Linked DNA regions of Homo sapiens: region 1 is linked to region 2. Evidence: chromatin loops called from intact Hi-C (ENCODE). Cell type or tissue: heart right ventricle. All regions are shown on one strand. Each heading gives the region's core, and the rest is flanking DNA. Links, peaks and the distances in the headings are about the cores only.

Evidence for each region. Hi-C counts contacts between places; a loop is a spot of excess contacts. Peaks named below come from ENCODE experiments on the same cell type or tissue, not always from the same donor. Only the 100,000 strongest peaks of a DNase experiment are listed, where the experiment ranks them.
Region 1: it touches region 2 in a loop (2.3-fold over the local background); 23 of 110 quality-filtered maps call a loop at or near these places.

Annotation. Positions count from the first base shown.
Region 1 is chr2:16,198,660-16,205,419 of GRCh38, forward strand. LOC105373443 (a long non-coding RNA gene) reads right to left here and starts at 6,295. Exons shown (of 3, transcript XR_939751.2): 1 at 6,126-6,295; 2 at 5,739-5,838; 3 at 2,887-3,107. It overlaps LOC124908049 (a long non-coding RNA gene), which reads left to right and starts at 3,651. Exons shown (of 2, transcript XR_007088649.1): 1 at 3,651-3,938; 2 at 5,042-5,567. It also overlaps the pseudogene LOC124900535. RefSeq lists enhancers at 3,254-3,755, 4,524-5,143. In heart right ventricle, for the core only: no CTCF peak of the experiment used is centred there; a DNase peak (open chromatin) is centred at 3,608.
Region 2 is chr2:15,951,820-15,958,579 of GRCh38, forward strand. No RefSeq gene overlaps it. Among named protein-coding and RNA genes, the nearest start is that of MYCNOS, 14 kb to the left of the region's middle. In heart right ventricle, for the core only: no CTCF peak of the experiment used is centred there; no DNase peak of the experiment used is centred there.

The DNA.
Region 1 (6,760 bases), core at 765-5,764, 250 kb after region 2:
GCCTCTGCTAGGCTCCGTGGAAGATATGGAAATAGATCATGACAGTTCTTGCCTTTGGGGAGTTCGCTGTCTAGTAAGGGACACAGAATGTATCCGGAAATGGTTATAACAGAATTAAAAAGCACTTTGAGAGCAGGGGCTGGGGTAATGGGGGAGGCATGGATGGTTGATTATTTTTAATTAGAAGGTTTGGAAAATTCTTCCTAGGAGAAGAGGCACTGGAGATGGGCCTTGGAGAATGTGAGGATTTTAGGAATTGGACAGGGTGAAGTGAGTATGAAGGAAATTTCAAGAAAAGGAAGGTACTAGCAAGATGTAGACTGGGCAAGGCCAAGGCATATTTGGTGAATGGTAGGCCTTCAGGGATGGCTGGTGGGTCGGGCCTTTGGGAGACTATGGGGTCAGGCGGCATGAAATGAAAACATACTGTGTCCAGGCTAGGAGGGTCTTGAGGGTGTGGAATGAATCCACCCGCTCACACCTTCCTCGTGTTCCAGGTGCTGTTCCATGCACTGAGGATTCCAAAGAGAAATAATCCACAACCAGACTTACAGATAAGTTCGAGAAATAAACCCTGTTTTGCAACCCAGAGCACATTGTTCAGTATGAGTTTCGATACATATAAGAATAAATATTATGATACCAAAAAAAAAATAAAATAAAATAAAGAAAGAAATAATTCACAGCTAGGTGTGGTGGTTCATGCCTGTAATCCCAGCACTTTGGGAAGCCGAGGCGGGTGGATCACTTGAGGTCAGGAGTTCAAGACCAGCCTGGCCAACAGGGTGAAATCTCATCTCTACCAAAAGTACAAAAATTAGCCAGGCGTGGTGGCACACACCTGTAATCCCAGCTACTTGGGAGGCTGAGTCAGAAGAATCGCTTGAACCTGGGAGGCAGAGGTTGCAGTGAGCAGAGATTGCACCACTGTACACCAGCCTAGGTGACAGAGCCAGACTCCATCTCAAAAAAAAAAAAAAAATCACAATCCTGTCCTCAAAGAGCCTACAGTTTATTGTGGCACATAAAACACTAAAGAATTGTAAGGATGTGACAGGATCAATCCTATCTATGATGGACATAAGGTCAGAGGAGGTCGTAAGATATAAGGTCAACTACTCTGACCTGGGAAAGAGAGTTGGGGGAAGCTGTACAGAAAAAAAGACCACATTTGGCTTGAGTCTTGAACTGCTATCAAGCAGTTCAATTGAGTTTTCCTTGAATTTAATCCAGAAGTTAGTCCAGTAGTTCTCAACTGAGGGTAATTTTGCCCCCTGGAAACATTTATCAATGTCAGGGGACATTTTTGATCATCGTGACTTGGTGGTGAGGGTGGTGCTACTAGTGTCTCATGGATGGAGGCCAGGGATGCTGCTGTACCTCCTAAAATGCACAGGGCAGCCCGCACGGCATGGAAGGATCTGGCCCAAAAGTCAATCGCGCTGAGATTGAGAAACCTTGTGTTGAAGTACATGTCAAACTCCACCACGTTGGGAACTGGGAGATGGTCGAGTAGCCAACAGCTTCCTGTGGCTTTGGGCAGGTCCCAGCTGTTTCTGGTGGGCCTCATGCTATGGACTGAATGTGCCCCCTCAGAATTCATGTTGAAGCCCTAAACCTCTGTGTAATAGTATTTGGAGGTGGGGCCTTTGGAAGAAATTAGGGTTAGATTAGGTCATGATGGGACTAATGGCCTTATAAAAAGAGAAAGAGGTGCAAGATATCTCCCTCCCTCCCTGCCCCCGCCACCATCCCCGCAGCCTTCAGAACCGTAGGGGCTAAATGTCTATGGTTTCTGCCCTTCAGTCTACAGCATTCTGTGATTCTATGATAGCAGAGGGAGCATATTGATTTCCTCTATCTGGTCATGAGTCTGTGAAGCTGGATGTTCTTTTACACTTGTCTCACCTCTCTAGGACATCATGAGAGGGTTGTTCAATGAATGTTCAGCTCACTCATCTTCTGGCAGGGCGTGGTTTTCATCTATCTGCAGAGTTCTGCCTCATACATTTATGGAGTTTCTAGAGGCAGCTTTATAAAGCATGTTGGATGAGGTGTTTTGTTGTTTGTTGGGTATAGTGGATTATTTATATTGCTGGATAACTATGTGACCCAGAGAAAAATATGCAGTATTATGCAATATTAGGATCTCTCTCTCTCACCCCACCCAGCCACATTTTCTTCACACTGTCACTCAGTCCTGGTCACATACAGAAACCACTTTCATGGCTAGAGAGACCCTTCCCCTTGACTCAGCCTCTGACAGCCTCTCACTGCCCATCAGCTCTGGCCTTATCCCCTGGGCCTGACTTTCCCGGCCCTCCACAGCCTAACTCCAGGGACAGCTCTGCCTCATCTGGATGCCTCCTTCCCTCAGGCCGTGCCAGAGACTTGCTTCAGCCACAGCAAAACCACCATTGTTCCCCAAAAGAACACCCCTAGAGGGAAGAGACTGTGCTTAATTGCTCTAAAAGCCCAGTTCAGCAAAGACCCAGTGAATAAATGACAGACAAATGAATGCACACTTTAAAGAGGCTTTTAGAATTCATGAGAGGCCACATGTCGAGGAGGTTGGTGATAGGAAGGCAGTGGCACCCGTGGACAGAAACAGGGGAAAACATTTCCTCCACGAGGCAAAGAGGCCGTCTCTGTGTTGGCAAATTTGAGATGTCACTCTGCAGAGATGGAACCTGACCTCTAGGGATGTCAGTTTAGCATCTCCGTGGTTACTTCTCTGTGATTCCGCTGGCTTTCCAGTGTGGTTGGGAGATGGCTGCGTAGCTTCAAGCTCCACACCCACACAGCTTCACTGAACAGCAGGAGGGTGTGTATCAGTGAGCTGCTGTCATGAAAGCACTGAGTAACAAACCACCCCAAACTCAGTGACCTATAACAAATGCAACAGACCATTTATTTTTCTTTCTCTGCAGTCTACCTGTGGGTCAGCCAGGACTGTTCTGCTTCAGGCTGAGGCGAGGCTGAGCTCGTCTCTGAGGCTTCAGGTAGGTTCAGGTCTGTTCCGCAGTCATCCTAATTTTCTTGTACTCACCAGCAACCCAGCATGTTGATTGCATGACAGATTCAGGGAGCAAATGGTAAGACCAAGCCTGTGAGAACATCGAAAGTCTGTTTCATGTCTGCTCACATGCTATTGGCCAAGCAAGGCATCTGCCCATGTCTGGGCAGATGCCTTGCTTGGCCAATAGGACATGATGGTGGGCTGGCATGTGCATCATACCCTGAGGGGAGGGGAGGGGAATAGGAGCATCAATACTCTCTGAACAATCATCTCATCTATCACCGGGGTAGGATGTGTTCCTGAAACCCTCGGCCAGAGTTCCCCAGGGAAACTTACGTCATACTGACTAGAACCGAGTCTCGTGCCCAGCCCCAAACCAATCACTGGCAAAGAAGGATGGGCTCACTGTGAGGGATTAGACCAATTGTCATTTGGCCCTGGGCCAGGACCCTCTTCCTGTGAACACTGAATGGAGTTGGGCTCCTGTCAGCAAGGCATTGGCAGGGAATGACTATCGAGTAAGCAACCAATGTATGCCCCAGCCGCCAGCTCTGATCAGGGTGAGGTCACTTTTCCTCTTTGGGCCCAGAGTAGCATGGAAAAGTCTCTGTGGGCCTTGCAGGGTGTTGGAAGTGTGCCCACACAAGTCTTTCCAGGTGCCACTCGCTGAAATACCTTCACTCGCTCCGTCCCCAAGAGGCAGACCAGCCAGTGCACTCCCACCTCAGACGCTGGCTCACCAGGCAGCTCCTTCTGTGGGTGTGTCTGTCCTTACAGGATCCCTGGAGCAAAGGTTGCCCTCGCCAGGCACTGGCTGGCAGCTCCACGGCACAGGTGTCACATCAGGCCTGCTGCACTTGCCCCTGCTTGCCCAGGGACTTCCCTTCTAACAACGAGATCTGACAGCATCTCTAAGTTGGTAAGAACCTGGATGGCTAAACAGCCTTGGATTATTCTACCCTCAGCCTGCCTCTCTGGGCTTCAGATTGTTCATTAGAAATATTCTGGGAGATGATAGGAATTCTCACACAATTTCCCTTGCAGGAAAGTGGATTTTCTCATGGCAATGGCTATCTTGGGGGAGTAGGGGCATAAGCATTCAGCCCCTCCCGAGCAGCCAGGCTGTTTCTGGGCATCCCTCTCCATATCTGGTCCCTGAAGCTCTGGGATCCTCCTGTGAAGGCCTGGGCAGAGCATCCAAGGCAGGCAGGGGCCTTGGATTCTAACCCTAGCAAGGCCTGGACATTGCTGTGTGAAGAGGCTTTGTAGGGCCTGAAGCTTTTGCATTTGGGGAGTTTTTTCTTAAAAAAGAAAAAAAAAGGTAGAACATAATTTATAAATGCCCAACTAGGTAAGAGCTGTGCTGGTTAATTGTATGTGTCAACTTGGCTGGGCCACAGTGCCCAGATATTTGGTCAACCATTATTCTGGCTTTTCCTGTGAAGGTGTTTTGTGAATGAGATTAACATTTAAATTGGTGAACTCTGAGTAATGCAGATTGCCCTCCATAATGTGGGTGGACCTCACCCAATTAGCTGAAGGCCTGGCCACTCCCGAGGAGGAAGAAGCTCTGCCAGCAGGCAGCCTTCAGACTTGAACTGCAACTCTTCTGTGGGTCTCCAGCCTGCTGCCACACCCTGCGGAGTTTGTACTCCCAAGCCTCCACAGTCATATGGGCCAGTTGCTTAAAATCTCTTTCTGTCTGTCTCTTTTTCTCTATGTCTCTCTCTTTCTCCCTGTCTGTCTCTTTTTCTCTGTCCCTCTGCCTCCTTCTCTTTCTCTCTGTGTCTCTGTCTCTCTTTCTCTCTCCATCTTTATCTCTCTCCCTCTCTCCATCTCTGTCTTTCTGTATGGTCATCTCTCTCTGTGCTCTGTGTGTGTCTCTCTCTCTGTTTCTCTGCCTCTCTCTCCATCTCTCTTTTTCTCCCTCACTCTCTGATAATCTCTCTCTCTCTTTTTCTCTCTGTCTCTCTCTCTCTTTTTCTCTGCACGCACACGCATCTTGTTGCATCTGTTTCACAGAAGAATGCTGCCTGACACAGGGCCTTGGAAAGACCCCACGCTATCAGAGGCCCGATGCCCAAGGTCCATTAACTTCTCTGTGGAATCATCCCTGGGAGCCGGGGTGCGCTCCCGATGCTGGTCCTCCACAGTCCCTCTCTAAGATGGTGAGGGTCTGCCCCGAGCTTGGCCTTGGTGCTGAGACCCTACACACAGACTGCAGGTCCCTGAGCACTCCCAGATAGTCAAGCATCAGGGTCCCCAGCCCTGCCTCTGGCCATCCCCCCACCTGCAGCCCATGCACACGAGGTGAAGAAGCAGCAAGAGGCACACAGAGGGCCACCTTCTCACACCAGGATCCTTCAGCGGCTCAAGAACCCAAAGTCACCCCAGACCCCAGGCCTGGCCATCTTTCCCTTTCCCTCAGCTGAGTTCTGATCAGCTTGCTCCTTTCCAAGTACCATTACCTGCCACTTATGGGCTGCAAAAAGAAATATATGGCAGTTCATAGATTTTCAGACATAATAAAACACGCTTGTCAAGGCCAGATTGTTGTCTGCTTGTCACTGCTAATGAGAATGTACCTCCTCTGGAGGCATTTTGAAGGGGTCGGAGCCCTGGCATGGAGCTGGGGAGCTGGGTGCTGGTTGCAGGGGAGCCACTAACTGGTCAGTGGCCTTGGTCAGTCCCATCTCCCAGGTGGCTCTCCACTGAGTACCTGGGCTTTGCTGGATGATCCATGGTCCTTGCAGTTGTGCCATCCACTGGATAGACTTTGCAACTTGCTCTGCTGCCCCCATGTGCTTGGTGACCTGGCCCTTTTGAGAAGACAGTGGGGATGGGGAAGACTTTGGGCATTGAATTGGGAACTCATTTTGTCTTGGGTGGATTCACCAAGAGGTCAAACACACTGGACAAGCAAACAAACAAGCAAATGAATAAATGCACTAATTTGAATTTTTTACAAGCACTGCTCCTGTGCTTTGGGGTGTGAGTTGATGTGTGCACACGTAGAAGCGGGGGTGGAAAGGAAGTGACCCTTGCTTGGTTTAGTTGCATTATGCAGGGACCCCTTTGGGCAATCCTCCGCAAGCAGCCAGCTTACGGGATGCGGGAGAGGGTCATTGGGCCTTCATCATCAGAGGAAGAATTCCTCCGTCTGGCTGAAGAGGAGACAGTGCATGAAAAATGGTGGCAAGGGGTCAGGAGGGGAAGGCAAGTGAGAAAACACTTTCATCTATTATCCCGGGGTCAATGGGCTCCCTCCCATCAGGGAACCTTGGGGCCGATGAATGGCCCATTGCAGGAGGTGCGGCATTGTGTAGACCGGGAGCCCACGTCACAATCCCCCAGCTCAGGACAATAGTGCCTAAGAAAGTGGTGGGTGGCTCGCCTCCCAGGAGCTGCTTCTTCTTATCAAAGGGCTTTTACCAGGAACGCCCCAGCCTGCTTAGGAAGGAGGGAGAGCTGTTTGTCCAATAATGCGAAGGCATTTCAGACTCATTCCAAATTCTCCGTCATGGCGATTAGGTTGGCCCGTATTGAATTTCCTCCAGAACCAGTGTAGGTTTCTCAGCTGTTGCCGCTCCCTAAAAGCCACACATATTCTTTGAGTTGTGTAATTTTTGTTTGAAGAACAACACATTCCTATTTAAAAAGAAGTCCAAATCCTTATGCTGAAAAAAAGACATGCATTCCCTCCAAAGAAGATGCCTGGAGGGCCACATATGTCCAGGCTGC
Region 2 (6,760 bases), core at 980-5,979:
ATTGAGCATAGTAGTTAAGAGTATGAATCTGGGCTGGGCATGGTGGCTCATGCCTGTAATCCCAGTACTTTGGGAGGCCAAGGCAGGTGGATCACCTGAGGTCAGGAGTTCAAGACCAGCCTGACCAACATGATGAAACCCCATCTCTACTAAAAATACAAAAAAATTAGCCAGGTGTGGTTGCGGGCACCTGTAATCCCAGCTACTCGGGAGGCTAAGGCAGGAGAATTGCTTAAACCCAGGAGGCGGAGGTTGCAGTAGGCCAAGAGCGCGCCATTGCACTGCACCCTGGGTGACAGAGCAAAACTCCGTCTCAAAACAAAGAGTATGAATCTGAAGTTAAGACTCCCTGGGTTTGGCCGGGTGCGGTGGCTCACGCCTGTAATCTCAGCACTTTGGGAGGCCGAGGCAGGGAGATCACCTGAGGTTGGGAGTTCAAGACCAGCCTGACCAACATGGAGAAACCCCGTCTCTACTAAAAATACAAAATTAGCCAGGTGTGGTGGCTCATGCCTGTAATCCCAGCTACTCAGGAGGCTGAGGCAGGAGAATTGCTTGAACCCGGAAGGCAGAAGTTGCGGTGAGCCAAGATCATGCCATTGCACGCCAGCCTGGGCAACAAGAGTAAAACTCCATCTCAAAGAAAAAAAAAAAAAGTTAAAGACTCCCTGGGCTTGAATTTGATTCCCAAACTCACAGGCTCTGGGTTGTGCAGCTCCCCAACTGGTACAACGAGGGGATAACACTGGGATTATTAGCGGGTTGGCATCATTATTATTAATATGTTTTAAAATGGTCTCACTCTGATTGCCCAGATTGGAGTGCAGTGGCCTGATCTCGGCTCACTGCAGCCTCGACCTCCTGGGCTCAGGCGTTTCTCCCACATCAGCCTCCCAAGTAGCTGAGACTACAGGCGCATACTACCATACCCAACAAATTTTTTCCATTTTTAGTGGAATGGGGTTTTACTGTGTTGCCCAGGCTGGTCTCGAACTCCTGACTTCAAGTGATCCTCCTACCTTTGCCTCCCAAAGTGCTGGGATGACAGACACAAGCCACTGCACCCCGCCTTCAATTGATTTATATACAGCACATAGAATAGTGTCTGGCATGTGACAGGTGTGGTTTAAGCCTGCTCAATAATATGATTTGATGTTGATGGGGTCTTTCCTCTCTCTATTTCCTCAGTATGTTACCAGGGCAAAGAACCTTTAGAAAAAAACATTTACCGGTAGAACAAATTCACAAGCCTGAGTTTAACAAGAACTTTGCAGACTTTTGTTCCTCAAAAGAGGCCTTACAAAACCTGAAAACGGGTACCTTGGAAACAAATGAATGTGAGCTTTGAAGCCTATTTTAAGACGGAGCCTAGGAATTTGAGTGCCGCAGAACATCTACGCCTTCTACAATGGTTTATTAGTTTTCCTTACTTGTAAAGGAAATCTCTTCATAGGCCACTGACCAGGGTTACCTGATCTCTTTTGATATTGGTGTATCAAGCTACAAGACATTCATCCTGAAACCTTTGACCAGGAGAGGTAACAGAGCCTTTTTATGGTCGAAGCACACAGACCTATTGGTACAATGCACGTTTGGAGAGCACACACAGCACAAACTCCTCTGATAGCTACAGACAATTTGCAATGGGATTTGCTCGGAAGAGGCAACACAAAATCAACTTTTCTCTGCATTCCAGTGGGCCTGAGATTCTCAGCAGACCTTTGAGGTAGGGTGGGGGAAACAGGCCCACTCTTTCACAAAGCTTGACATCAGTTGAATTTTGTGTGTTCTTGTTTTGTGGCTCAGGCTATCTTCAGCCATCTTCCTGAGAGAGGACAAAAGAGCAGTCCCTCCACTGGAAAAATGTTGTTCCAGGTTCACTGGGAGGCAATCCTGAGTCACAGAAACACTTAGTTTGGAAGAAGCCCCTGGATTGGGTCTTAGATCAGTTATTGACTATTTTCAACCTTGAAATAGGAAAGTAACTTCTTGTTGCTCAGTTTCCTTGTCTATAAGTAGAATGGGCTGAAGTCAGTGATCTCTGGGGCTCCCTGTCAACTTTGAGGATCCAGAGTCATTGGTCCTTTGCAATGGCTGCAGCTTTAAAGGTGGCTGCAAGACTGCAGTGTCTGTCAACACCCTCTGGTTGGAAGATGTGCCCTGTCAAGTTCATATGATGGAAATTTAATCCCCAATGCAATAGTGTTGGGAGGTGGGTACTAATAAGAGATGATCAGATCATGAGGGCTCCGCCCTCTCAAATGGATTAATGTGCTTACTGGGGGAGTGGATTAGTGACCTTGAAACCGCCATTACAAAATTGTAACTGAGACAGTGAAAGAGCTGACCTAACCAACTCCATCTTGTTTCTAACCTCCAAGCTGTCCTTGTTCTTTGCTGGGCGTAGGCTGAACTAACTTTGGGAGGAACTTAGTTTGTAGATTAGCCCTTTCCCAAAACAAACCTCCTTCTTGCCTGGGGACTAGACTGCCTTTGTGGGACTAACACCAGCCACAAGATTAGAAATTATGGTTTAGGAGCCATGCAGCTGGAGGCTACAAGATTCCGACCCTCCCTAAACTGCTCCTAAGATCAGTGCTTGAGATATTCTGCAGACCCTGCACTTGATGATCAGCTGGCACCACCCAGATTGATAAACTGGCTCATCTGATCCTGTGGCCCCCACCTAGGAACTGACTCAGCACAAGATGATAGCTTCGACTCCCTATGATTTCATCTCTGACCAATTAGCACTCCTGGCTCACTGAATTCCCCACACTCACCAAGTTGTCCTTAAAAACTCTGATCCCCAAATGCTTGAGGAGACTGATTTGAGTAATAAGAAAGCTCTGGTCTCCCGCACAGCTGGCTCTGCATGAATTACTCTTTCTCTATTGCAATTTCCCTGTCTTTATAAATTGGCTGTGTCTAAACAGCAGACAAGGTGAACCCACTGGGTGGTTACAACCTCAGGAGTGAGTGGGCTTATTATGAAAGCGAGTTAAGCAGCCTTTCTCTCTCTCTCTCTCTTGCATCCTCTTCCTCTTCCACCTCAAGCTATGGAGTGACACAGTAAGAAGGCCCTTGCCAGGTGCAGGTCTCCCGACCTTGGATTTCTCAGTCTCCAGAACTGTAAGAAATAAATTTCTTGGCCGGGCGCGGTGGCTCACGCCTGTAATCCTACCACTTTGGGAGGCTGAGACAGGTGGATCACCTGTGGTCGGGAATTCATGACCAGCCTGACCAACATGGAGAAACCCCGTCTCTACTAAAACTACAAAATTAGCTGGGAGTGATGGTGCATGCCTGTAATCCCAGCTACTCAGGAGGCTGAGGCAGGAGAATCGCTTGAAACCGGGAGGCGGAGGTTGCGGCGAGCTGAGATCGCGCCATTGCACTCCAGCCTAGGCAACAAGAGCGAAACTCCGTCCCAAAAAAAGAAATAAAAATAAAAATAAAAAATAAAAATAAATAAATTTCTTTCCTTTATAAATTACCCAGTCCGTGTCATTCTATTACAACAGCAGGGAAGAGACTCAGATAGGAGCCCTGGGGCATATCTTGGCTCTGCAATTCACCAACTCCATGGCTGAGGGTCAGTCACTTCCCTCTGAATCTCACTGTCTCTCTCTAAAACAACAAGAATAATCACCACCTCACCAGGTTCTCATAAGGACCAAATGACGTATAGGAGGGAGGTGCTAGCACTTGAAGATGGGGCAATCTTTTAAGAACCCTCATTGCCCTCGATATTGACACATTCAGCCCTTGTCCAGCACGGCCCACCCATTCCACTGTTTTGCTTTCTGGATTCATCTCTAAGTGGGTTTCCCCAGGTGGGAAACTCCTTTAAAGACAATTAGCATACCTCTGGGTGCTCCCCTCTACCTAGAACACGGCTATGCTCATAATAGCTGCTTCATAATGTTTGTTAAATAATGACAACCAATGAAAAGACTTGACTGATTGTTCAAAGCCAGATAGAGAGACTCAATGTGTGCAGACAAACTGGTTACACAGGCTTGTCTCATCTGGAACTATGGAAAACTATGATTAATCTGGTTTTTAATTTGGTTACTTGAATGAAATAGAATATGGCAACAGACATGTAACACCCTGAGTTTTTGCTTGGGTTGGTTTAGCCACTTTTCTTTGGCATAAAGCCAAGAAGAACAAGGAATTTAAACTAGAGATTTGAAACCAAGGAAGCTTTAGTTAGATGCATCTTTGTTGGTAAAGAGGGCAGAATTGAGACCTGAGTTTATTATTATAAATAGCTTAATTATGTTTGGGTTTCAAAAGAAATATCGTTTTCATTCCAAGTTGGTCCTTCTTCTGAATTTGCTGAAATAATATTTTATAGTCTGTTTTGAGGGAAAATCGTCTTTCTACCGGCAGCCCTCTCCCTCAAACATCTCATTAAAATGATGAACCCTGAGGTTTTCTTGGATGGATTCAACTATAAACTTCGGGGATGGCTGTGAGTACATTCTGTTGAACACTTCTGGGAGGTTATTTTCCCTGGAGTGTTACCTCACTTGATAATTCCTCTGGGTAACAAATGTGCACGTCAGTTTCCTGCTGCAGCTCACGCCAACTGTGTGGAGGCGGCCTTCTCGCTTATGGCAACTGGTCCTGCCGGCTGGGCAGCGACGTGAGGACTTGCCCACCGTGATGAGCCACAAGGTGCAAATGTTGGAGAAAAGAAACAGCTTTTAGCCCAAGTGCACATCAAGCCCCAGCTTTACTGGAGGCATGGGATGCTGAGGCCTGGCTAACTGGAGTGGAAATTGCCATGAAATGCATATATGATAAGATGTTAGCTGACATTCAAGTGCTCTCTCCACAGTGTCTTCATTTGAGGGGTAGGAGTCTCTTTGCAGGGATGTTGTTTCTTTTTTCTCTTTACCTATGGTGACTGACTTGTCCCAGTTTGCCCATGACTGTCCTGGTTTTAAAATGGAATGTCAGGCTGGTGGTGGTAGCTCACGCCTGTAATCCCAGGACTTTGGGAGGCCGAAGCGGGTGGATCACCTGAGGTCAGGAGTTCCAGACCAGCCTGGCCAACATGGTGAAACTCCGTCTCTACTAATAATATAATAATTAGCCGGGGATGGTGGCGGGCGCCTGTAACCCCAGCTACTCAGGAGGCTGAGGCAGGAGAATTGCTTGAACCCAAGAGGCGGAGGTTGCAGTGAACTGAGATCGCGCCACTGCATTCCAGGCTGAGCGACAGAGCGAGACTCCATCTCAAACAAAAACAAAAGCAAAAACAAAACTGGAAAGTCCTATGTCCTGTGTCAGTCTCTGGCAATCGGAAAAAAAGCCCTCCAACCCCCTACCCCCACCCCGCCCCCCAATTCTTCCCTCTCTTCAGTCTTTGCTTTTTCTCACCACAGTTTAACCTGCTTCACAAGGCTCCCTGTGGTGGGCTTGGAGACCCAGGCTGAAACTCTACAGCACAGGCAGCCAAGGGCTCCACCATGCTGCAGTGTGGGAGGGTCAGCCAAGCTGTGTACAGACCTGTGCTCCTTCCCAAGCAAGCCTGGAAAGAACATTGTCTTGGTGTTAGACCACATGAATCTGAGCTCTGGAAACCTCATTGAGTGACTCAGAGCACCTGAGATGGCAAGAGAGGGAAAATCTCTCTTTTCCTTTTGAGATGCTGTTGGCCTCTCAGGAAATAATGAGTGCAAAGGTGGCAGGTCCTGCACAAATGCCAGGGACCAGAATTCCACTGACCGCCCCCCACTCTATTCCTTCTGATGAATGACAAATATTACATCTCAGAGGCACTGTGGTACTGGCTTTGCTCTTTATTCTTCATTCAGGTCTCTGCAAGGAGCCAAAAGGAGCAGTTTTCAAATTAATATAACAATTGGCCTGGCAGGGTGGCTCACGCCTGTAATCCCAGCACTTTGGGAGGCCGAGGCGGGTGGATCACTTGAGGTCAGGAGTTTGAGACCAGCCTGGTCAATATGGCGAAACCCCATCTCTAGAAAAATACAAAAATTAGCCAGGCATGGTGGCATGGGCCTGGACTCCCAGCTACTTGGGAGGCTGAGGCAGGAGAATCGCTTGAACCCCGGAGGCGGAGGTTGCAGTGAGCCGAGATCCCACCACTGCACTCCAGCCTGGGCGACAGAGCTAGACTCTGTCTCAAAACAAAACAAAACAACAACAATAAATAAATAAATCTAACCCCCTCGCAGGCAGTAAGGGCATTGGCCTCCCTAAAGCTCTCTGGGTGTGGGCTTGTCTAGGGAGAAGCCAGGGAAGCATCCAGAATAAAATCCTCCCCAAGATTCTGTAGGTAGTCGGGCCTCATTTCTTCAGAGAAGCTGCAAGTTCAGGTGCCTAGAAATGGGTTCGGACCTTGTTTCCCTGGGTTGAGGGCGATGGAATAATTTTGCTGTTAGCACATTCCATTAGGTTAACTGCTCCCTGTGGTAGGTTTTTGCTTCGCTCTGGCAGTGTGAAAGCATTTTGGCATCTCTTGTTGAGGGTGGAGGGATGACATTCCTCAGGCTTTGAAGGTGTGTTCCTTCACAAAAGGGACAGGATGGAAAGTCAAGTGGACCTTTTAGGGACCTTTAAAAGAGGTGTTTACATATATTTAGCTTTTGGGAGAAACCCTGCTGTCATCTCCCAGCCAACAACAGCTTATATATCCTGAAAATCCTATTTAAGGAGTATGAAGTACACAGTTGAAGATGCTCCCCAGCTCCAGGGCCCCCTGAAGGGGATAGGATCTGTCATG